Regions from separate parts of the Mus musculus genome. Here all the other regions are linked to region 1. A link is a loop called in an ENCODE intact Hi-C map of the cell type or tissue named here. Cell type or tissue: left cerebral cortex. All regions are shown on one strand.

Region 1 (8,000 bases):
CCTCACTAAATAGCCCAGTCTGGCCTTGAAAATTTGTCATATTAAAAACCTTGTCATTTTAAAGTGTGGTATGTGTGAAACATATCCTTTGATATCCAGATTGCAGTTTTGATACATGGTCTGATTTCAGAATTGTGGTCTTGGATAGAGACAAGTCTTTAGGATGGCATTTAAAGTCATTAAATGGGAATTTCCTCAGCTTTGGTTAGAAAATGGGGCATCTTAATTATTAAAAAACCCACAGGCTCTTTTTCCCTTGTGAATAATGCAGATGTGTCACCAACCTACTGCTTGATTAGTTCATTCCGGGTGGTTCCTAGGAATGGCACATGAATATTTACTCAGTAATATCTCAATTTTCTTCTGCTCTGTGGTTGAATCTTCTCTTAGGTGCATGAGGATGGTTCTTTGGCACTGAAGGTGAGTCCCTGCACTTAAAGAGGTTGATTGTTGATATTGTCATGTATAGAGCTCTCTTCCATCAACTAGAATGAGCTCTTACCACCTCAGGGCCAAATGGAGGTTCATGGGCCTTCTTCTACTCTACCTTCATCTAGTAGTGTTGAGATGTCACTAGACCTCACAAAACCTTGGTCTCCTTCTTTCCTCTCAGTGAAGTTTAGACAGTACCTAAAATGTCAAATTTTGGAAAGGAGAACTATATATGAAGGAAATATTTGGCTTTTATCTTCATGTTTGATTCCCAGTCCTCCTAGGAGGGAATTCAAATATTCTCAGTCTTTCTCTGAGCCAAACCCATCTTGAAGATGTCCACTGTCAATGTGCCCAACGTTAGAATGACCCTCAGGAGCTTCTGTGTGGTATAGAGAGTGCAGGATATAGAGTGTTCTATATATGGTGCTATAGTCCATCCTTTAATTTGAAAAAGTTGAAAGAAGCGGAGGGAGAACACCCTATATTTAACAAATAAACTCAGAAGTGATCTTTCTCTAGATTCAAATATATAGCTCTTCTAGATGTTCACACTAAATATGTTCAGCAAGCTTTCTGATAGTGACAATGTTAGAAATTGCATATCAATAATGATGTGTATATTCTTGGTCAAATGCTTTAGAAAGTAAAGGACTGGTCTGCATTGTGATTGCTATGGTACATTCAGCATTCCCTTATGTTGATTACATAAAATTCCTTGCCATAGATAATTCCAACATTAAATGTAGTCTAGCTTATAAAATAGAAAACCAGCCTATATATGTGGGCATTTAGTTTGTATCAAGAGAGAAAAATATGAGGCCCAAATAACATGTTGGGCTTCAATATAGAACTGCTTGCACTTCCCATCCAAAATGGAGGACAGAGTTATTTGTGTTTCCCTCAGAATGCCATCTCTAAAATTGTTATAATGACATGATATTTGTAATGTCAGTCTGAATCATCAAAAGTTGACCAAAAAAAGTCCCTGAGAAGATCCTGTCTGCCTGTGAAAGACCTAAATGTGAATTAAAAAGTGTTCATTCCATGTTTTATGCTCTTGCCATAATAGACTTCCTAATATATATTTGGTTGCTTTTATATAATGTCATGTATTTGGGGTCAAGTATACACCTGTGAAATTATCACTTTTATCCAGGCTATAGACATATCCATCATATCTCAATATTTTTTCTTACCTCTTTTATTATATGACTACCTTACCAAAGATCTTATCAATTTACTTGGCTGCTCTTAAGTATGCAATATGCAGTGTGGTTAGCTGTAGACAGTATTTACCACTTCAGGACTCCAGAGTATCAAGTGTTTTTACTTTTTACTGAAGCTTGATGCATTTTGTGTACCCTTCCCCTCAGTCCTTGGCAACAATCATTTTAAGTTTCTGCTTCTAAGATTTTTGACTATGTTAGATTCCATATGTAAGTGAAATCATGTGGTGTTTGTGTTTCTGTGTCTGGATTATTTCACTAAGAGAAAGAAATTTTGGATCCAATTCCTTAGCAGATTGAAGATCTTCCTTCTTTTGTTTCAAATAAAAATATAAAAAGATCACAGAGGAAATCTTGCTCATATTACTCTATACAAAGAAGGAAGCACTGCTGGGGCTCTTTCCAATAATCATAAAACCTCTACAACATTTCAGTCTGAAAAGATGAAAACTTACATGACTCAGCACTAACAACTCCATCAAGAATCACTGTGTCCAGTCAAGTATTAGAGTTTCTCTACCAATGCCAGCTGCCTTACAGTTTTTCTCTTTCTCAATGTGCTAAGAGAATGTGTGAGAACACCAAGGACAGCTCTTACATTGTCCATGACCAGAAATACATTGATCATCTTTTAACAAAGAAGGGGATGACCTTTTTCAACAATATTGTAAGCCAAACAACTTTCAAATTTGTATTAGAAAGTGACCTCTTTTGAAGGGCCATCTTACTAATAATGCAATGCCATCTGCAGGTATAAGATATTCAGTGTGACTCTATAACATCTTCTCTGTGAGACTTGTACAAAGTTGCATTGTTTCTTTACTCAATGAAAAGAAATATGGGACAACAATTGTTTAGAGCTATTTCTGTGGAAGTCCTTAATCTTACCCAGAGCTAGATAGCAGGTTCATTAGCAACCTACAAATGCGGTTAGCTTGCGTACAATGTCCAAAACCTTGATGTCTTGCTATAAAAGTTTGAAAGGATAAATTTTAAAGTATGTTATATGTATTTTGATGCAAGCAAGAGGAGAAAGCTACACCAAAACACAACTAATCAAAACTAATTCAAGTGTATTAGGACTAAATTGTTAAATAAGGCATTAGCATCCCTGATGTGCACTCCTTGGAAAGATTTTCACTTGTCAATAATTAAAAACAGAGTATAATATTTCATCAACTTACAGTAGAAAGCACAGTATATGTTAAAATTTAAATGGCATATATAAATATACAAATAGATTCTAAATGTAAAAAGACAATATGTTGTTTTTAAATGTAATTTTTATGTGTATGACTTCTTTACACTAGGAAAAGTTTTTCAATGAGCTGTGATAGTAGCCAGGAAGGCCATTGATGACATACACAGACTCTGATGTTTAGTCAAGTCATTTAAAAATTGGGACAATTTTAGTTGTCTCTTTATCAGGTTGTTTAAAAACTGGATAGTTAATACAGTATTTCTTAACTTCACAAATGGAAAGCAGAGACTTTAGACTGTAAACAAAAGTTTCAGGCTGGCCAAACTTTCTCTTGTTTGGTATTCATCTTTGGGTAAATTTCAAAACTGATGAGCACTAAGGCTTATTAGTGTTAGTCTTTATGTCATAGATATCACAGGCTCCTGGGGCTTCATATTTCTCCCTAGTACAGTGTTCTTATTACCCATCTCTCCTGCTGTTTTTCTGCTTAAGAGATTCTCAAGCTGGCTGTATAAGCCAGATAATCCTGACTTATACTTGTTTAGCAGAATGAGATTTTTAAAATTTTGCTTGTTTGGTTTTAAGACAGGGTCTCAATTTGAAGCCATGGCTGTCTTGGAACTTGCTATGTAAACCAGGCTGATCTCAAACTTATAGAGATTTCCCCTACCTCTGGAGTGCTAAAATTATATGCTCCATCATACCTGGCACAGTCTTTTGTTATGTTATGTTTTGTTTTGTTTTGTTTTGTTTTTTTGGAGACTGGGTTTCTCTGTATAGCCCTGGCTGTCCTGGAACTCACTTTGTAGACCAGGCTGGCCTCGAACTCAGAAATCTGCCTGCCTCTGTCTCCCAAATGCTAGGATTAAAGGCGTGCACCACCACTGCCCGGCTTAAAAATGTGTAGCCCAGGCTGGCCTCGAACTCGTGATCCTCCTGCCTCTGCCTCCTTCAGCAAGTCCTACCGGCGTGTGCCACCACTACCGGCTCCTGGCACAGTCTTACACATGTTGCTGGTGGCTATAGTCATGCTATTGGGCATAATGGGCCTATGGCCTCACAGTCTAAACTCTTTACTATTTAACCCTTTGTTGAAAACATTTGCTGACCTCTGCTATACATTAGAAAGCATTTCTTTACTTCTGTGAACAACATTGGCATTTTGTTACTTGTTCCTGCTAGCATTCATCTATAGTTCTTTAAAATTGTTTCCCTAGAGTAGCTAATTCATCAGAGAAATGACTGGAATTTGGAAAAGTATTAAGGAAAGAATGAGAAGAATACATGCATCTGAAAAAGATGGGCTTGAAGGTGCTCAGTACATGACTGCCCTTTGCTGCCATCTATGGGTACCAAGAGTCCTCTAAGTTCCTCAGTCTTTTTCTTTTTTCTTTTTCTTTTTTTTTAAATTAGGTATTTTCCTCATTTACATTTCAAATGCTATCCCCAAAATCCCCCATACCCCCCCCCACTCCCCTGACCACCCACTCTAACTTCTTGGCCCTGGCATTCCCCTGTACTGAAGCATCTAAAGTTTGCAAGACCAATGGGCTTCTCTTTCCAATGATGGCCGACTAGGCCATCTTCTATTCATATGCAACTAGAGACACGAGCTCTGGTGGGTACTGGTTAGTTCATATTGTTGTTCCACCTATAGGGTTGTAGACCCCTTTAGTTCCTTGGGTACTTTCTCTAGCTCCTCCATAGGGGGCCCTGTGATCCATCCAATAGCTGACTGTGAGCATCCACTTCTGTGTTTTCTAGGCCCCAGCATAGCCTCACAAGAGACATTGGGAACAAAACACCAATGGAAGGAGTTACAGAAACAAAGTTTGGAGCTGAGATGAAAGGATGGAGCATCTAGAGACTGCCATATCCGGGATCCATCCCATAATCAGCCTCCAAACGCTGACACCATTGCATACATAAGCAAGATTTTGCTGAAAGAACCCAGTTCCTCAGTCTTAACATATAAGTTGTATTGAAATGTTTTCTCTGTTTTAAGCAAGTAGACTTATGATGTACTTTCTGATTTTTTTCTTCTGATAGTACATATGTCTGTCCACATTGAAATCATAGACACTGACAAATATACAGGAGAGAGGAAAGCTTTCAAATAAGTGGTGATTAAGTCCTCAGGAAAATGCTATCAGGTATCATTTGGTGTGTGTGTATGTGTGTGTGTGTGTGTGTGTGTGTGCGCGCGCGCGTGTGTGTGTGTGTATACACAGCAGTATATATAACAAATGTATTTTATGGAATAAAAACTTTTAACTTAGCTAGTAGAGAGATATAGCAGCTATTAATTTACTGACTCTACCCCCAGCCTAGCCATTTTCCTTGCCCTGTAATAACAGAGATGGGTCTTGTTAAACAGGGTCAGGGTCAGTGTTTACTCTCCAGCAAGTCAACCATAACTCCTTCTAACTCATGCCTTTCAGGTGGCTTGCTTTGACATCAGCTGCTGTCTTCCACCATTTTTACTCAGTTTATTATGATTTCAACTCCTGTTGCAACTTTTTTATATTTCCCTTGTTCAGATTATTATATGGTTTCTCTCTTCTGATTACAATGTAACTAAAATAACAGAGAGGTAAGAACAGACTGTGTTTGTTCCTAAAACATTTTATCTAGTAAGCAAATTAAATTTCCCAAGTATAAAGAGTCCATGGAGTGAATTGGCTTTTGTATAAGCCTTAAAATGAAATTACTGAATCATTTTCTACTTAACAAGATCTCTTTAGTGTATGAGCAACCTCTGGGAATTCAAGAGCAATAATAGGGAAGAGAAAATATTCATTTCACAATTCTACCCATTTCCTTCAGAAAATGAACATGAAAAGAAAACATTTTCCAGTTTTGGTTTCCTAATTCATTTTACTCTCCTTCTTTTCAAAGTTTCCTATTCTTGTTTCTTTACTTCAGTCCTGGTGACCCACTGGAAACTTTAGACACCTGTTTCTATAGCACTGCTTCTAAGAGAGCAGTTAGATGATGTGTGCTGAAACCCAAGTTAAAATTTCTTTGTGGGTAGTAGATTTATAAAGGTAGACCACTGAATACCATTGTAGCTTCACTGAATCAGAATCCTGAAAGAGCAGAAAACCAGAAACCTACTACAGTTCTGTTTTTCTTCCATGCAAGACTACTGAATTAGTAACCATTTATAATGGTATTATCCAATATTAATTTGCATTCTAATATGAGAAGTTCTAGTTTATTATAGATTAGATTAGCATGTAATCTTGGATTTACTTTTATCTGGGATATTTTAACACTTGTTACAAGAGATTGTACAGTCCTTGAGTAAAAGCTCAGCCTTAGATATGGATGCTAGAGTCCACAGGCTCAAAAATCTGTGTGGTTGAGCTTCATGGTGAGCTTCTGAAAACAAGATGCATGCTGCTTATTTCCGCCTCAGACAATGATTCTCTATATAGATAAGTGAAGAAATAGTGGAGGTGGTATAAGGAAACTCTGTAGTGATGTGTGGAGGAGCCGATAATGGAAGTTGCACACACCCAAGATGGAGGCTGGACAAAAGCCTTGAGTGAGAAGCAAGGCCAAAAGACTCAATCATTCCTCAGCAGGGGACAGAAGGATTGCAAGGAATGAGAAAGTACTTAGTGACCATCCATGTCCCACCATTTCCAGACATTTCTCTATGGTGAGTAATTATTTATAAAAAAAGAAAATATTTTAAAACTTCTTTTGACTTTAATAAGTATCATATTATATAACTCAAGGTTGACATACAAAGATATTTACTGTTTTTTTTTGTTTGTTTCTGCTCCCTCACTGTCTTCCCTTTCTCTCCCTCCTTTCCTTTTGGTGAAAGATATAAAACTCAAGACCTCTTAAATACTTAGCCAGTGTTCTACTGCTGAGCTACATCTCTCATCCCACCTCTATAGTCAAATTACCCTGAATTCCCTGAAAAACAACCTTTAGGGAGAGAGAAGTCCTGTAATGTTTGTTACCTATCTACTTAACCTTTCATCCTTCTGACTTCTTATTTTGAACTATTTGTAAGTTCACATGAGTTTTCTTGATATTTATATATTTATTATATACATCTATAATATTTATAGCCACTTTTTACAGTGAGAACATATTGCACAGGTAGAGTATGATATCTAAATGTGTAATATTTATTTTTAAAAACTCTAGATAATGACTGTTTATGTAGCTGGAAATTTAGTAAGTGAATAATTATTCAAGGAACTGTGTTTGCTGTGCTACTTGTAGTAATGGAGTACTTAGCAATCTGAGGTCAATCTTAATAGACCCTGAGTTCATTCATTGCTATGGTTAGGGGGTATCATTAGTTATGACTTATTGAAATGCTTTAGTTAGTCACCACATCCTTCTACTTTTGAGACTTGGTAACTCTGGACTCAAAGAACCAACTCATATTGAAAAATGTTTCAAATTTCTCTGTCCCTTCTTATTAACATATTGTAGACAAACAGAAGCAGGAGATGAAGAGAAAGTAGAACTGTTTTGACCAGTGCTACACAGACAGCTGCTGGAATATGATATGCTCATGAAATTGATTTTCTTTTCATGAAACTCATCATATTCTCCCTTCATTTGAATTTTCTCTGTGTTAGAACTTGATTCTTAATATTGGCACTACATTTGAAAAGCTTTGATTCTTTTGTAAGATATTCAATTATTGACTCCCTTTCAATTTTCTACAGTTTTAAACTCTAGAAGACTTGGATATTAATAGAAGTTCTACCAGCTATGGTTTTTCTAACCATGACCAGTAAACTTTAATCATCCGTGCCTTTCAATTTCACCTGTATACTCAGGGTTATCTAGAACAACACTGCAAATAGAAACTGCAGATAGATGTGTAGGAGGGAATTTATTAGGGAAGTTGGCCACTGAAAAGTTCCATGACAGGTCTTCTGCAGGCTAGAGACCACCACATGGTAAATCCCAACTCAGAGACCCTCACAACCAAGAAGGCTGATAGTATAACTCTTACTTCAAGGCTGAGAGTCCAAGTACTCATTCATGGAGGGGAGCAATGCAACCTCAAGACCAGAAAGCCTGGGGTTCTGATGTGTAAAGCAGGAAACAAGGATGGAGTAGTTCTCAGACAGGTGTAGGTAGGTGTATTCACAAAT
Region 2 (8,000 bases), 160 kb before region 1:
GAATTATCCACCTCAAAGTTGTTGTTTTTTTCTTTTCACTTTTCTCTTTTTCTTTTTCTTTTTTTTCCCTTTTAATAGGAAGAATTTTACATAGCTCAGGATGGCCTTGAACTCCCCATGTATCTGAGGCTGACCTTGAACTTCTGATCTCTGGGTACCAACTCCCAAGTTCTCATATGTCACCTGATGCCTAGTTTCATGTGGTGCTGGGAATTGCACACAGGCTTTACCTATGCCAGGCAAGTGCTCTACCAACAGAGCTACACCTCAGACTCATAAGATGTGCAGGACATTTCTACTCTGCTATTTCTCCAGGGCTGGGTTTTCTATTTGTTGAAATAGTAGAATCAAAAGGAACGTTTCCAAAGATCTGACTGCAAGTATAGCTTGTATTTCACAGGTGGTTTTACAGCTTAGATCTTAGGTATACTACAACAGCAGATGATCACTTAAAATTTTAGTGTTTTACCTGAAACAGGAGAATAAAGTTTTTGTAGATATGTGAAGAGTGAGCAGAAGAAACAAATTTAGGTTATATAGGGAAACCATAGCTCCTGAGCTCTTAGTGACATTATTCTACACAGTGAACTTATATTTTTGGCTCATGTAAGTCCTTCTAGATAATTCATTTTCTTGGTCCTTGGTGGAGGCAGGCAGCACATAGAGCCTGTGCGAATGAGCAGGGAGGTGTCACCACCTAAGTATTTCTCTTTGGGAGATTAAAAAATGGATTACTGATTCAGTTTAATACTGTATATACATATTAGAACAGGGTGTGTTTTTGTTTCTGTTTCTTTGTTTATATCTGTGACACAGTGATAGAGTTGTTTTAAAAAGGAATCCAATAATTTACAATGGAATCAATATGAAGCCACTGTTCCTTCTTTCAGGAATAAGGTACATGGTAACTCCTTGCCCCAGGAGTCTCCTCAGACTTACCTGATGTTTGGTCCATGCGATGCTGTTCCATGACAGCACAGGAGGATTTACACTGATCAAGGGCAGCCTGAGACAGATTGTGAGGGTGAAGGCACTGCAGACAATTCCTGTTCAAGGAACATGAAAGGATTACTACTTTAAAAAGTCAATAGACTGAATATTCCTAACCCTAACCCTGTGAAAAATAAATAACCAATGGACAAATTTTGAACCCATTAGCAAAGCATGGTGGCCAAAGCCAATAATCCCAGATACATGAAGTCTGAGGCAGGAGGATGATATGGCCTAGGAATGCCTGATCTACAGAGTAAATTCAAGGTCATCATGAGTAAAACAATGCCTGTAAAGTAAAATAAAATTATAGTAAATAATGATAATAATAATATAATAAGTAGGATATGTTGCTTTTTAGAGTACTTGCACAGTTCAACTCAATTGAATCCATGAGCCTGGATTCAATCCTCACTAGCAAATAAATAACTAAACCCCACCATTATATTAAAATGCTATATTTCTAAACGATTTAAATAACTATGTATATTTCTAAAATTCTTACTTGCATTAGTGATCTGAGAAAGTATGTTTTAAAATTTTAAGCAAGCAAGCTGGAGGCACACTGACATTTATACAAGTGCTCTATGAGCAAGTCTCAGATTGTTAGTGAAAAATATTTTTACACAAAACAATATTTTTTGTTATGCAACACATGACTTTCCATTTATGCATCCCCTAAGTGCTTTATAGCACTATAATTCTTTATGTTAAATATTAAGATATTTAATCTAGTTATAATGAGTCACATTTATTCACTGACTGCCATGTACCAAGTACAAAAATTTTATTTTAGTTAACTTTACAAATATCACTTGATTCTTTCACAATTAACTAGAGGCACAGAGAATTTTAACAAATTATTTTACATTGCACAGCTAAATAGTAATAAGTAGGTTAACTGGCAACCTCTGTTTTCAGGAAAGCATTTTCTTAAAAAAACCAACCAAACAGAGTAGTGACTTTATATAGATTTGTTCTGATTATTCCAATGCAACTTACTAGCCAAAATTAGGAATTCCAGTACCCAATTCTTAAAGTTTCCCACTCAGGATTGTTTTTTTAACTTTTTAATCATCATTTTTGTATGCTAGTAACTAAGAATCCAGCAACTAAGATGAAAGAAGGCAGAATGAAGAGCAAAACCAGCTGTCAGCCAGGATTGCTTTGTTCATTTGGAGACAGAATCATACCAGTTTTCACTGCAGGAGAGATGGCAGGTTGGGCAGTGCTCACAGAGACGGCCAATGCTTCTGGGATCAGTACACTCACACCTGCCACACACGCAGGTGCCTCTCCCGCTGCAAACTTGGCCCTTGGAGTTGACACAGTGCTGTGCTGAGGCTGATGGGCACTGACACCGATCTCCTTCCCAGCCACTAAAGCACTGGCATCTGCCACCTTCACACTCCCCATGCCCTGCAACAGAGACACACTTGGATCAAGGTCACCAGGCCTACAGAGTTGGTAATGTCTCCCCCATTTTCATGAAACATGCAACAGTCTGGTGAGTGGAAACAGCATTAGTTTTGACAAGTCAGTACCAGAATTAAGAAGTGTTTTAAACACTGTTCTATTGTAAGTATATTTCTCCTACTAATATGTAATGCTAACATGTACAAAGAAAGCCCCTACTTTGGTGGCTGACCAACTGCTTAAATGCCAATTTGCTTTCAAGTTTTAAATTAGAAACAGATAAATATTGTGAAACCATAAGGGCTGACTTCAAATCAGCAAAGTAAGAGCATTTGGTCAATGCCTGCCACAGTCTTCCCTCTTCACTGTTGCTAGGGGCTCAGGAGAATTTTGCAGGGTGATGGGGCAAACATTCTAACACTTCTCTGTGTTCAGGCATGGTTAAAGATAGGTCTTGTGAGAAGCAGAAACAATTCCCCTTATTCTCAGAACACTAAGCAAGAGGTTAGCATCCTTAGAACACTATCCAGAACACTGTATTAGCAGGGCAGGCTTAGTCTGTTCTATGTAGGCCGAACAATGGAAAAGACAAAGGCATGTGTGCATGCCTGAGGGGCATTTATTTGCAGACAATTAACTTGAGAAAATCTTGTTTACACACTAATAAATGGATTTTAGACTATAAGAAGTGTCCAAAATTTAATATGGTAATGTGAAGTAGAAGTCTTCAAAAGGAGGTACACTGTATGTTTTATACATTTTCAAGCTTATCCAACTATAGACCAAACACCCTTCCTTTTCTTTCCTCTTTTTCACTTTATCTCCTAGTATTCCTTTCTTCCTCCTCCCTCCCCTCTATTCCCAACCCCCCCCCCCTGTCTCTTCTCTCCCTCTCTCCCTCTTCCTTCTCTTATTGCTGAATACCTAACAGGTTAATTGTCCCATAGAGCCTACTGCTGGTTCAGCTCAATTTGCTAAGTGTAAAACTAATGAGGTCCAGGCAAACAAATGTCGAACACATCCCATTTCCTGATGTAGCTAGCACGCTGAATCCCAGCCAGCTGACCTGTGAATATGAGTTTTCATTCCCAAGGGAAAGTGGTAGGGAAAAATGCATGTCAACTTGCACTCACACAAGCAATTCAAAGCACATCGTCAGTTGCCTCTGTGTGCATTGGGTGTGTGGTCAAAATCATGTAGACAGGGTCAATATATTGAGATTATGCAGCAGAACCTCAGATTCTAAATGTATATGATAGACAGTTCTACTGACCAATGCCAGAAATGTCATTCTCTTCTTCCCTGTAAAATATTTATTTCCCCTATAAAATATATTAGGCAACTGTGGGTTTATTCTGAAGTAATCTTCCTTCCTAACAATAATTCTAGTTACAACTAAATAAATGTCTAGAACACAGAGTATTTTACATATGTAAGAGAATAAAAAGACAACTTATAATAATGTTTTCCTGTAACTTAAAACAAGCTTTCTACTTATCCATGAATAGTTACATTTTATGGGCTTTCATTTCCATACAGTTATAACAATGAAATATTTCCATTTCCCAATAACTTAACACATATTTTGTTACTAACATGCACATACAAAAAAGAGATCTTTATGATAAGTAAACTTACCCTTTCATGGAGAAATGATCAAGGAATTCAAATGACAGGTAGTTTAATTTATTTTAAAGTTACGTTTTTGTTTTAATTTTCAAAGGCTGCATAAGTTTTTCTGGACTGTAACCAGTAGGTGGCAGTGAACTAAATTAGCCAAAAGTAATCTTGATATTTTTATCTTATCCTATTTCATTGCAAAATCTGGTCTGTGTGTGGCCAGAAGGACAAAACTTCTGAATTACTTAACAATCCACTTCTCTCTGAAGAATGTATTCCTTTGTCCAGTCTGTGACTGGTGGCTTTCCAAAAATAAATTGGTGAGGTTTGAATGACTTCGAACATACAATTCTATCTACAATAGTTCTTTAAACATTTTCCAGTGAGTGGAATTATATTTTTATATCTCACTTCCCCTCATCCTGACAGAAACAAAATCCTCTGCAAGCAGGAGGTGGACCATGTGCTGGAATGAATCAGACCCTTATAGAATACCCGCCATTCTTCTAGAAAACCACATCGGCAATCACCAGTAACTTCCTTTTCTTGTGTAAATCTTTCCAAGATCAAGGGACACATGAGATTCATATTTCATTTTAGGTTTTGAATTTTTTAAAATAGCAGCCACAGTACTCAAGCTAAAAATATAAACATGATCTTGCCATGACCTAATTTCACAGACTATGAGGCTTTGAACTTTGATTTTGGGTTAAGTGGCAGTACCTCATCACATCAGATTTAAAGATACACTAATATATATGCCAATATCGTTATGAATTCTAACTGCCTGTGTATATCAACTCACCAGCACACACATCCCCATGGAGATAGGGACAGGAGAAGTCATCCTTCTCACAGTACTGGCCATACACTCTTCCTAGCTTGGTTTTGTGACATAAACATTTCCCACAGATGCAAACACCTCGGCCACTGCAGACAGGTTGATCCTCCTGTGGCTTGCAAGTTTCAGAAGGAAACTGGTCTTCATCAAAATGACATCTGCTGTCATCACACTGTGGACACTTGGGGTCTGGGGCAGCTTCCGCACACTGTCCTTTGAGTCCTCTGTGGTTCTCACACTGGCAACTGCAGCTTCTGTGTATGTGGACTTTAGTGGTTTCATTGAAACCAATAGGCTTGATTATTGCATAGTTTTTTCCTCCCATGATATCACATGTTTTCATCACAACAGTTACATTGAAAAGAACCTAAATTTCAAAGGAAAATAGAAATATCTTTATATCCTTGGATACTGTAAACAGTATATCAAGTAATGATATTTAAATCAATGGTGAACATCTTAGAGATACCAACAATATTTATAAATCACATGTGCATGCAATCTAATATGTAAGTACATAATTGCCACTTAATTCCATTTTTGCCTAACTGATTAATTAGAATTAAAGGAAGTAACAATTGCTAATGGCCTGTAAATCACCATGTGTCCATTTGTCCTCAGGTGTCTGTCACCTTAGGTAACTGATTTCATGGACAACTGCTGAATCAATGTTCTATTTTCTGAATTGGACATATGAGGTTAGTGAACAATTGGCATTAGGAACCAATAAACCTAAGTAAATGGTTTCTTATCTTCTGGGTCAGAACCCTGATTTAGTCATATGGGCAATTTTATTTATTTGTATTTTACTTTTTAGAGGCTCAAGGTAAAGACCAAGAGATGATCTTTAGTATATACATATACAGTTTTTCAGTGGAGGAAAACACAACCCCATCTCTGATGTTACTTGAGAAAGAGGCTCAGGACTTATTCTCCAGCTTCAAGACCTCACACCAAAGTCACTTGTTACTGTGGGGTCATCCCAGAACTAAAGAATGGACTAGTAGCAAGGAGTGGTTTGTTTGTTTGTTTGTTTGTTTGTTTTTCCCTCTAGAACAACAGTTTATTTGCCTGAAAATTTTTCCTTGTTCTTTAATTTCTTGTTATTTATAATATGGTTGATTTAATATCTATATTTTCTGACTTCAGCTTCAGGTGCTTTGGAAAATCGGGAAGCTTATATATACATACAGTTATATATGAGTTCACTACAGTAATTAAATTCCAACATTAAAATAATGGATGCTGGGCTTTTAAATTGGAAATTATGTAGCATGAAATAAAAGATCTATATTTAGGCATCCATGTACAAGACATTTTATTTAAATGTGTCACATTAAAATCAGTGTGGTTGGAGTCAGTTTGTGCTCAAATTGTTTTTGCCTCTAAGAATTTTAAGGATACACAGATGTGTAGGATGAGTGGCCACTGCTATTAAAACTAGTATAATAAAACAGACCTTCTAAAGTTGAAGGCTGGTTGACTCCTCGTGGGAGACAAGCTGTTTATAGTTGAAAGGAGCATAGTCAAAGAAAGAAAAAATTAAGGAAGGTAAATCATTGTTATATATTTGAGTCTTTAAAGACTCACTTTGTTTTTAAGAATTTAGCCTTTTATTTTTTTTACAAAAATTTACAAAAACTTTTCTGTAGCAGAAATCAAATGTATCTTATATAAACTAGTATATGATCGTTTTTGAATGATATCCAAGGAAAAATTATAGAGGAAACTACTGAATTAGAGGCTTAGGATAATTAATTAAAGATACACAGCTTGTGGGCACAATCACACTACCCACAGCTTCTAATGTTCCTATGAGGAAAAAAAATTTAAGTGTTTTCTTTGAATTAATTTTAGAACTTTAGGATTTTGCATTTGAAAAATTCTTCCCAATACAGGATAGAGTAATAAAACTACAGAACCTTAGAACAAGAAAGAGGAAAGAATCAAAAATTTCTCTGTACCAGTTCATTCAGGTACAGCTGAAGTAAGAGATACTGAAGAAGTGACACCCTACCCAGCCCCTGCTGAGAACATGATGTAGTCTATTCTGGCAGTTCTTGGAGAATAACCATTTCATCTGGTCTTGGAGTTCTCTTGGACTCTCAACTCTTTCTAGTTATTATATAAATGGTATCATCCCTCTGATTTGACTGATTTTAACAAATTTCTTCATCTCCTTTTCCTGGACATCACAAGATGAAAGATTTTGGAATTCGTAGCTTTTATATACTGTACCATCCTTTCATACTCTGAGAATGAACAGATTTGAAACAATAAAGGCTTTGTCACTATTACATCTACAGATACTACTTGCTTGGAAGGATGTTATTTTTTTATTAGGCAAAACCTCTCAGAAAATATATTACTACTAAGTATTTAATAAGTACTTAACACAATACATATTTATTTTAACTTGAAAGTTTGAGAGAAGTCAATTATGTATAGACGTAACTTTAAGAAGAAACAGGAAGGCTCATTTAAAGTTGAAACAATATTCTAATAGTAGCAATGTTTTTAAAGTAATTTTTTTTTTTGTTTTTTTTTTTTAAGAAAGCACACCAAAAAATTGTCTTAAACAAGAAAAACATACTGCCACATACTTCGTCATTGCTTGTCACGTTTCCACACCCACTTATGCCTGGCTTTCTGGCCCCATCTGGACAGATGGCAGTGATGTTAAAATGGACACCGTGTACCTGGTTTTCCAGCTGCACTTTTACTTCTGAGATAATCTTCTGCAGAGACATCAATTTTTAATTACACTGAAGTAGTTTCTAGTATAAGCGACAAAGCAGACTTATAATCATTATGCCATCCTGGATTTAATATTTAACTTTAATCAAAGTCTACATCTGGGAAATGAATAAAATGGTAGCTTCTCACAACAGCTCAATTATATTTAAAACATATGAAATACTAAATGATCAGCTGTTTTAAATAGTTGATTTTTCCACATATCTATGATCACAAATTTAAAACCCTATAGAAATACCTCTCTTATCCAGTGTGGCAAAGATAATTTTTCAAATTCATACTGATGATATTTAATGATGAAGTTTAAAGAAACATTCTCATAGCTGATGAATTCTGACAATTTACAGCAGGAAACATGGTTTTGGCAAAAATGAAA
Region 3 (8,000 bases), 350 kb before region 1:
ACAAAAGGCTAAACTCAACAAAACTGGAAAACCTGGATCAAATGGACAAATTTCTAGACAGATACCAGGTACCAAAGTTAAATCAGGATCAGGTTAATGATCTAAACAGTCCTATATCCCCTAAAGAAATAGAAGCAGTCATTAATAGTCTCCCAACCCAAAAAAGCCCAGGACCAGATTGGTTTAGTGCAGAGTTCTATCAGGCCTTCAAAGAAGATCTAATTCCAGTTCTCCACAAACTATTCCACAAAATAGAAGCAGAAGGTACCCTACCCAATTCATTCTATGAAGCCACAATTACTCTGATACTTAAACCACAGAAAGACCCAACAAAGATAGAGAACTTAAGACCAATTTCCCTTATGAATATCGATGCAAAAATACTCAATAAAATTCTCACTAACCGAATCCAAGAACACATCAAAACAATCATTCATCCTGACCAAGTAGGTTTGATTCCAGGGATGCAGGGATGGTTAGTATACGGAAATCCATCAACATAATCCATTATATAAACAAACTCAAAGCCAAAAACCACATGATCATCTCCTTAGATGTGGAGAGAGCATTTGACAAAATCAACACTCATTCATGATAAAAGTCTTGGGAAGATCAGGAATTCAAGGCCCATACCTAAACATGACAAGAGCAATCTACAGAAAACCAGTAGCCAACATCAAAGTAAATGGTGAGAAGCTGGAAGCAATCTCACTAAAATCAGGGACTAGACAAGGCTGCCCACTTTCTCCCTACCTCTTCAACATAGTACTTGAAGTCCTAGCCAGAGCAATTCGACAACAAAAGGAGATCAAGGGGATACAAATTAGAAAAGATGAAGTCAAAATATCATTTTTTGCAGATGATATGATAGTATATATAAGTGACCCTAAAAATTCCCCCAGAGAACTCCTAGACCTGTTAAACAGCTTCAGTGAAGTAACTGGATATAAATTTAACTCAAGTCAATGGCCTTTCTCTACACAAAGGATAAACAGGCTGAGAGAGAAATTAGGGAAACAACACCCTTCTCAATAGTCACAAATAATATAAAATATCTTGGCGTGACTCTAACTAAGGAAGTGAAAGATCTGTATGATAAGAACTTCAAGTCTCTGAAGAAAGAAATTGAAGAAGATCTCAGAAGATGGAAAGATCTCCCATGCTCATGGATTCACAGGATCAATATAGTAAAAATGGCTATCTTACCAAAAGCAATCTACAGATTCAATGCAATCCCCATCAAAATTCCAACTCAATTCTTCAACGAATTAGAAAGAGCAATCTGCAAATTCATCTGGAATAACAAAAAACCTAGGATAACAAAATCTCTCCTCAAGGATAATAGCACCTCTGGTAGAATCACCATGCCTGACCTAAAGCTGTACTACAGAGCAATTGTGATAAAAACTGCATGGTACTGGTATAGAGACAGACAAGTAGACCAATGGAATAGAATTGAAGACCCAGAGATGAACCCACATACCTATGGTCATTTGATCTTTGACAAGGGAGCTAAAACCATCCAGTGGAAGAAAGACTGCATTTTCAACAAATGGTGCTGGCACAACTGGCAGTTATCATGTAGAAGAATACAAATTGATCCATTCCTATCTCCTTGTACTAAGATCAAATCTAAGTGGATCAAGGAACTCCACATAAAACCAGAGACAGTGAAACTTAGAGAGGAGAAAGTGGGGAAAAGCCTCGAAGATATGGGCACGGGGGAAAAATTTCTGAATAGAACAGCAATGGCTTGTGTTGTAAGATTGAGAATCGACAAATGGGACCTCATAAAATTGCCAAGCTTCTATAAGGCAAAAGACACCGTCAATAAGACAAAAAGGCCACCAACAGATTGGGAAAGTATCTTTACCTATCCTAAATCAGATAGGGGACTAATATCCAATATATACAATGAAAATCAAATAATCCCATTAAAAATGGGGCTCAGAGCTAAACAAAGACTTCTCAGCTGAGGAATACTGAATGGGTGAGAAGCACCTGAAAAAATGTTCAACATCCTTAATCACCAGGGAAATGCAAATCAAAACAACCCTTAGATTCCACCTCATACCAGCCAGAATGGCCAAGATCAAAAATTCAGGTGACAACAGATGCTGGCGAGGATGTGGAGAAAGAGGAACACTCCTCCATTATTGGTGGAATTGCAAGCTTCTACAACCACTCTGGAAATCAGTCTGATGGTTCCTCAGAAAATTGGACATAGTACTACTGGAGGATCCCGCAATACCTCTCCTGGGCATATATCCAAAAGATATTCCAACCAGTAAGAAGGACAAATGCTCAACTATGTTCATAGCAGCCTTATTTGTAGTAGCCAGAAGCTGGAAAGAACCCAGATGCACCTCAACAGAGGAATGGATATATAAAATGTGGTACATTTACACAATGGAGTACTACTCAGCTATTAAAAAGAATGAATTTATGAAATTCCTAGGCAAATGGATGAACCTGGAGGGCATCACCCTGAGTGAGGTAACCCAATCACAAAAGAACTCACATGATATGTACTCACTGATAAGTGGATATTAGCCCAGAAACTTAGAATACCCAAGATACAAAATATAATTTGTAAAACACATGAAACTCAAGAAGAACGAAGACGAAAGTGTGAACACTTTGCTCCTTCTTAGAATTGGGAATAAAACATCCATGGAAGGAGTTACAGAGAGAAAGATTGGAGCTGAGACGAAAGGATGTACCGTCTAGAGACTGCCATACTTGGGTGTCCATCCCATAATCAGCTTCCAAATGCTGACACCATTACACACACTAGCAAGATGTTGCTTAAAGGACCCTGATATAACTGTCTCTTGCTAGGCTATGCCATGCCCTAGCAAACACATAAGTGGAGGCTCACAGTCAACTATTGGATGGATCAAAGGGCCCCCAATGGAGGAGCTAGAGAAAGTAACCAAGGAGCTAAAGGGGTCTGCAACCCTATAGGTGGAACAACAATATGAACTAACCAGTACCCCCCAGAGCTGGTGTCTCTAGCTGCATATGTAGCAGAAGATGACCTTGTTGTCCATCAGTGGAAAGAGAGGCCCATTGATCTTGCAAACTTTATATGCCTCAGTACATGAGAATTCCAGGGCCAAGAAGTGGGAGTGGGAAGGGGGAGGGTAGTGTGTGTGTGGGAGGGCTTGGGGGACTTATGGGGTAGCATTGGAAATGTAAGTGAAGAATTACCTAATTAATAAAAAAAAAGAAAAAAATGTACAATTAAAAGAAGGTGGTAATGAATCAGCACAAAAAAAAAAAAAAAAAGATGTGAGTTCTGTAGGTCCACTAGTGTAGTCTTTTGGATAATAAACACTGGCTTTTTATAGTACCTATTTATATAATATTTGAGTACACACAATTGTTAATTCAAATCCTTATTAACTTATGCAAATTCCCTTAATGGCAATTAAATAGTTTCTCTTTCAAGTGAAATGGAAGATTCAAGGATTCAGTCAGTGTGTGTCCTGTCAGCAGTAAGTGGTGCTCTACCATTGCCAATACTTCACAGATAGGGAGGATCTGCATCAACACTCGCAACCTCCTTCTGCTCTTCTCATCTCAGCCCAACAGTCCCTTGATCAGCCTCCTCTTTCTGCTCTTCTCCCCTGAGTTTGGAGGCTAAGCCATCCTTTCATTTGATGATTCCTTACTCTCCTACTTATTTTTTTAAAAGGACGCTTGAAGGTCCTCGAAGAGGTTACTCACTGAGAACTGGGAGTGTGGTCTTCTAGATTTCTTTGGAAGGCAAGAGCTCCCAGGAGAAGATATTTGTTTCTTAGGAAGATGGGCCAGGCAAGTTCATAGGAATCAGGAGTTTCAGGAGTCATTATTCAGTCTAGTGAAGACCATTGTGAATGGCTGGCCTGGAACATTACTGGATAATGGGTGATAGTACTCAATGTATGGCTAAGCAGAATTCAGATGAATTGTGTTGTAGGGTGTCTATTGGTCAATGCTGGAAGCCTGAGCTAGAGTCTTTCTGGTCATTTGGGATGACTGCTTTGGTCAAAGACTACTGGTACTGTAAGACATCTGAAAGCCTTCAAACTCCAGGGTTGTTGGCTGGCATCTGCTCAGCTACTGGGCATGCCCCCTTGGGGGAGGTGGAACAAGGAGAGTTTGACTGCACTTATCTCACACCTCCACCGGGGTGGGTGCTGGGGCATAGGGAAGTGCTGAGGCACAGCTCTGGGAGTGGGAAAACTCAGTCTTAGGTGTAAAATTGGTGGAGCTGGTTCAAGGGTCCCCCAGCCTGTGACAAGGCTGGAGTCATGGTTTCTTAGACTCTTGGACATCCAGGTGCTGCTTGAAGTCATGGAAGAGCAGAGAAAAGATTGTGTATGTGTATGTGGGGTTGTGGGCTTGGGATAGCATCTAGTCTGGGGTCAGGGCAGAAGGGGAGCTCTGGCTTGTCCCATCCCAGATGATTGTCCTTAGCTTGGCGGAGGCAGGCTTGGTGGAGGTTGTGGCTGGGATTGCAGGGAGGCCTTCTACAGGAGATTAGGATGAGGTTCTGTAGGGAAAGGCCTTCTCCATGGCTCTCCATGGTGGATCTTGGTGAAAAGATTCAGTTCATGGTTCTAAAGAGTTTATTGTCATGGTAGAAAGTGGATGTGTGAAATCATACCCCACTTCTCAGGGTGGGCCTGAGATTACATGCCTTTTGCAGGGAGGAATTTCTGAGAAGGGAAGCTTATTGGCTAAGCCCTTAGGGCCTTTAAGTACCTCAATAGCATGGAGAACTCTGTTTTGAGCCTAGGTTTATTTCATATGTTTATTTTACATGAGAAGCAAGGCATGTGTTCCAAGTCAGGAGTCTGGCAGAAAGATGGGAGTCACCTAAGTGTCAGGTTTATGCCCACTGAGTCTCTGGGTCTCAACCTGCTCTACCTTACCATACTTCCTGGCACAGTTTTATGTCCCTCATCAAACCATGCCTTCCAATGTTTCCCTCAGAGATTTTGAATGAGGTCAGTTTCTGTTTCTTTGAAGCATTTCTGCCAACACCGTATGGGGAACCTAGAAATGTGTCTTGTTTAGTGCGCTAGAAGCTGCATTTAGGGACTTTCTATTTGTAGATAGGACAATGCACAGGTAGGCTATTTTTCTTTCATTGGGGTACTGAGCTGGTAATTGAGGGTTGAACACTACAACCACACTAAGTGTTCTGGAGGTAGCATTGGTAACTTGATGAGAGTTGTGATATGGACATGTCAGGTTTTCAACAGTCAGGATTTGGTCACAGTACCCTCATCAGCAACTTGAAGACACCAGTGGCAATCATATTCTCAATTTCATATGGCCATGGAGATGAGGAGTAGGATGAGGGATCTGAATATGATGTATTGCAGGGGACATAGGTCTGCTGCCAGACTTCCCAATGGTTAGAAGACTAGTTTGAATACACTCTAGAACAATCTCTTTCCATTTATGAAAATGGACAGTGGCTTGTCTGGATTATCTAGAAAATCAAAGTTTCAGCCACATTCTTATGGCTTTACTGTTCTGTCTTTGAGTGTTAGGAAAGACTTTTGCTGTTCTTCTTGCCCTTATCTCTATTCTGTTTGTATCATTACCTGTCTCTTATTTATTTGTATCACTGCATGATTTATGAAGTCTGAGTTGTGGAAATTCTAGATCTTCTGTGAATCTGAAGTTTTCCTTTTCTGGTCTCAGAAAATGTTCCATGCTAGCACTTGCTTGGATAACTCTTTCAGTGTGGTCAAAGGCTCCAGTCTCTGCATTTCACCCTGGAGATCTCTTCTGGTGGGGGAGCCATCTGCCCAATTAGTGCCCTAGTCTTTTCAGTGCATTGTGAGCTTTAGCAAGTTAGAGTTATGATGATCTGCCACCTTCCTCGTATGTTAGGTGAGCCTTCTTCAGCTCTTTATTTGGGAGTTCCCAAATCCATACTGTCTTTCATCATGTTCTCTAAGAGGTGGTTGCTGCAGATACAGCACAAGGAAGGATGTTGCTTTCAGGATATTGGTGGAAAGAGTAATCTAGAGCAACTGATTTTGAAGGTTAACTTATACCTTTGATCTTTATGTTATTCTATTTTTAACTGATCAATTTGATTTGTGATTATTTTGTCTAAAATTTTGCATCTATATGAATGAAGGATATTTATCTATAGTTTTTCTCATTACTTTTGCCAAAGTATACTATTCTTATAAAAGAATTTGGCATTCCCTGTTTTCCAGAATAAGTGTTTAGAAACTTCGTTAGAAAGTTTATAAAAAAGCAGTGTTATTTATTTTTAAAATATTTAAATAACCACCTGCTAGGCAAGATGTTCCTACTGGTACACAAGTGGTATCACTATTTTGGGGGTAACAAATTACTTTATTGCTTGGATTGGAGATCTACTCCATAGGAGAGGTTTCATGTCTGGTACTGCAATCCTAGTCAAAACCAGTGGTCCCCAGTGGTATATTTCCACAACTCAGACTCCAACTGGTATATTGCTACATGGACACAATGTTTTTGTCAAACTTGCCTTCTAAATCTTTATGTTTTTTGCCTATAAGTTAGAGCTGGTGGTAGCTTTTGTCATAGAGATGTCTTTCTGTAGTGAATGGTAGTTATTGCAGAGGCTTACAGTTGACCAAACTTCTGACTATAGCGATTGTTGAATGCTCAGCTGTAAATAAGACATTGATATTATTAAGGTTAAGGGAACATCATGAAAGATGGGCTGAAAAAAATGTGAGATCTGGAGAAAGGGGCAGAGTGCTATAGAATGCTTTCTCCTGGACATGGCCTGGCTATGACCTTTTTGATTTCACAGCAGCTGTAGAGTATATAAACCGTAGCTTATGTAGCCTATAGACCTGTATAAGATTGGGCCTGTCAACATTTTATTATCAGGGAATTTGTTGCTAAGGAGGAGGATCTTATGAAGCCTAAACAACCCTGAGGATTTATAGGTTGTTGGTGCAGGGAGAGACATTTTCTTCATTGATGCAGCCACTGGCAAGTTGCTTATGCTCCCCAAAATAATATCACTCATACTCTTGTGAACAACCCCAGTGAAATTCACTGAGTCATGGTAAATACATAATAAATAAGTAAAGACATGAATGTAGAATTGAGCTATTTGAGAAGAGGAAGGGTTTTCGTGGGAGTAGGTAGGGGTAGACTAAGAGAGAGTAATGGGATAAACATGACCAAAATACATTCTACACATTTATGAAAATGTCACAATAAGACCCACTATCATGTAGTCTTAATTATGCCAATAAAAATCTTTAAAAATGTTTCTCCAAATGTTTTTGGTTAGCTGTTGAGTCACTAAATTTTATTTTCTTTCTTTTTGTCTTTAGCTGATAAATATTTGTTAGTTATATTCACCTTGCTATGCCATAGAACCTCAGGACTTACTCTTCTTTTCAAATAGTCTTATGTAATAGTCTTTTAACCCACTGGTTAATCTTTTAATATCCTCACTGCTCTGGTCTATGGTAGCTGCTGTTCTATTTTCAACTTCTATGTTATATCCCACATATGAGTGAGATCATGTGCTGTCTTCCTTTCTGTCTTTTACTTATTTCACATAATATATTTTTCAGGTTCACTTAACATATTTTTTATGTTATAATTGAAAATTTTATTCTTTATGTCTAAATAGTATTCTATAGTATGTATACCACATCTTCTTTATCTATTTGTACATTAAGAGACAACTAGGTTCATTTCCATATCACAGCTTTTGTGAGTGATACTGTAGGAGACATGGAAGTGCAGTATGAATATATGGCTCTCATTTCTTCTAGGTAAATACCTTGAAGAATGAGTAACCTGTGTTCTAAGGTACTACCACTTTAATTTTAGTTAAAACAGTTGACTATCTATCAATCTCCATCCATCCATCCGTCTGTCCATCCATCCATCCATCCATCCATCCATCCATCCATCCATCCATCCGTCTATCCGCCCATCCATCTATCATCTAGCTATCTACCTATCATCTA

Evidence for each region. Hi-C counts contacts between places; a loop is a spot of excess contacts. Peaks named below come from ENCODE experiments on the same cell type or tissue, not always from the same donor. Only the 100,000 strongest peaks of a DNase experiment are listed, where the experiment ranks them.
Region 2: a loop joins it to region 1, with 2.7 times the contacts of the local background. A loop is called at or near these places in 5 of 42 quality-filtered maps.
Region 3: it touches region 1 in a loop (2.3-fold over the local background); 10 of 42 quality-filtered maps call a loop at or near these places.

The regions. Positions count from the first base shown.
Region 1 is chr12:119,321,402-119,329,401 of GRCm38, forward strand. Gm46331 (a long non-coding RNA gene) reads left to right here and starts at 4,844. Exons shown (of 3, transcript XR_001780539.1): 1 at 4,844-5,015; 2 at 6,303-6,529. In left cerebral cortex, a CTCF peak has its summit at 4,211; a DNase peak (open chromatin) is centred at 4,195.
Region 2 is chr12:119,165,816-119,173,815 of GRCm38, forward strand. It overlaps Itgb8 (integrin beta 8), which reads right to left. Exons shown (of 14, transcript NM_177290.3): 9 at 7,471-7,605; 10 at 4,832-5,234; 11 at 2,184-2,409; 12 at 940-1,046. Among named protein-coding and RNA genes, the nearest start is that of Itgb8, 68 kb to the right of the region's middle. In left cerebral cortex, a CTCF peak has its summit at 4,149 (motif pointing right); DNase peaks (open chromatin) are centred at 4,229 and 4,465.
Region 3 is chr12:118,975,902-118,983,901 of GRCm38, forward strand. No RefSeq gene overlaps it. Among named protein-coding and RNA genes, the nearest start is that of Abcb5, 13 kb to the left of the region's middle. In left cerebral cortex, no CTCF peak of the experiment used is centred here; a DNase peak (open chromatin) is centred at 4,981.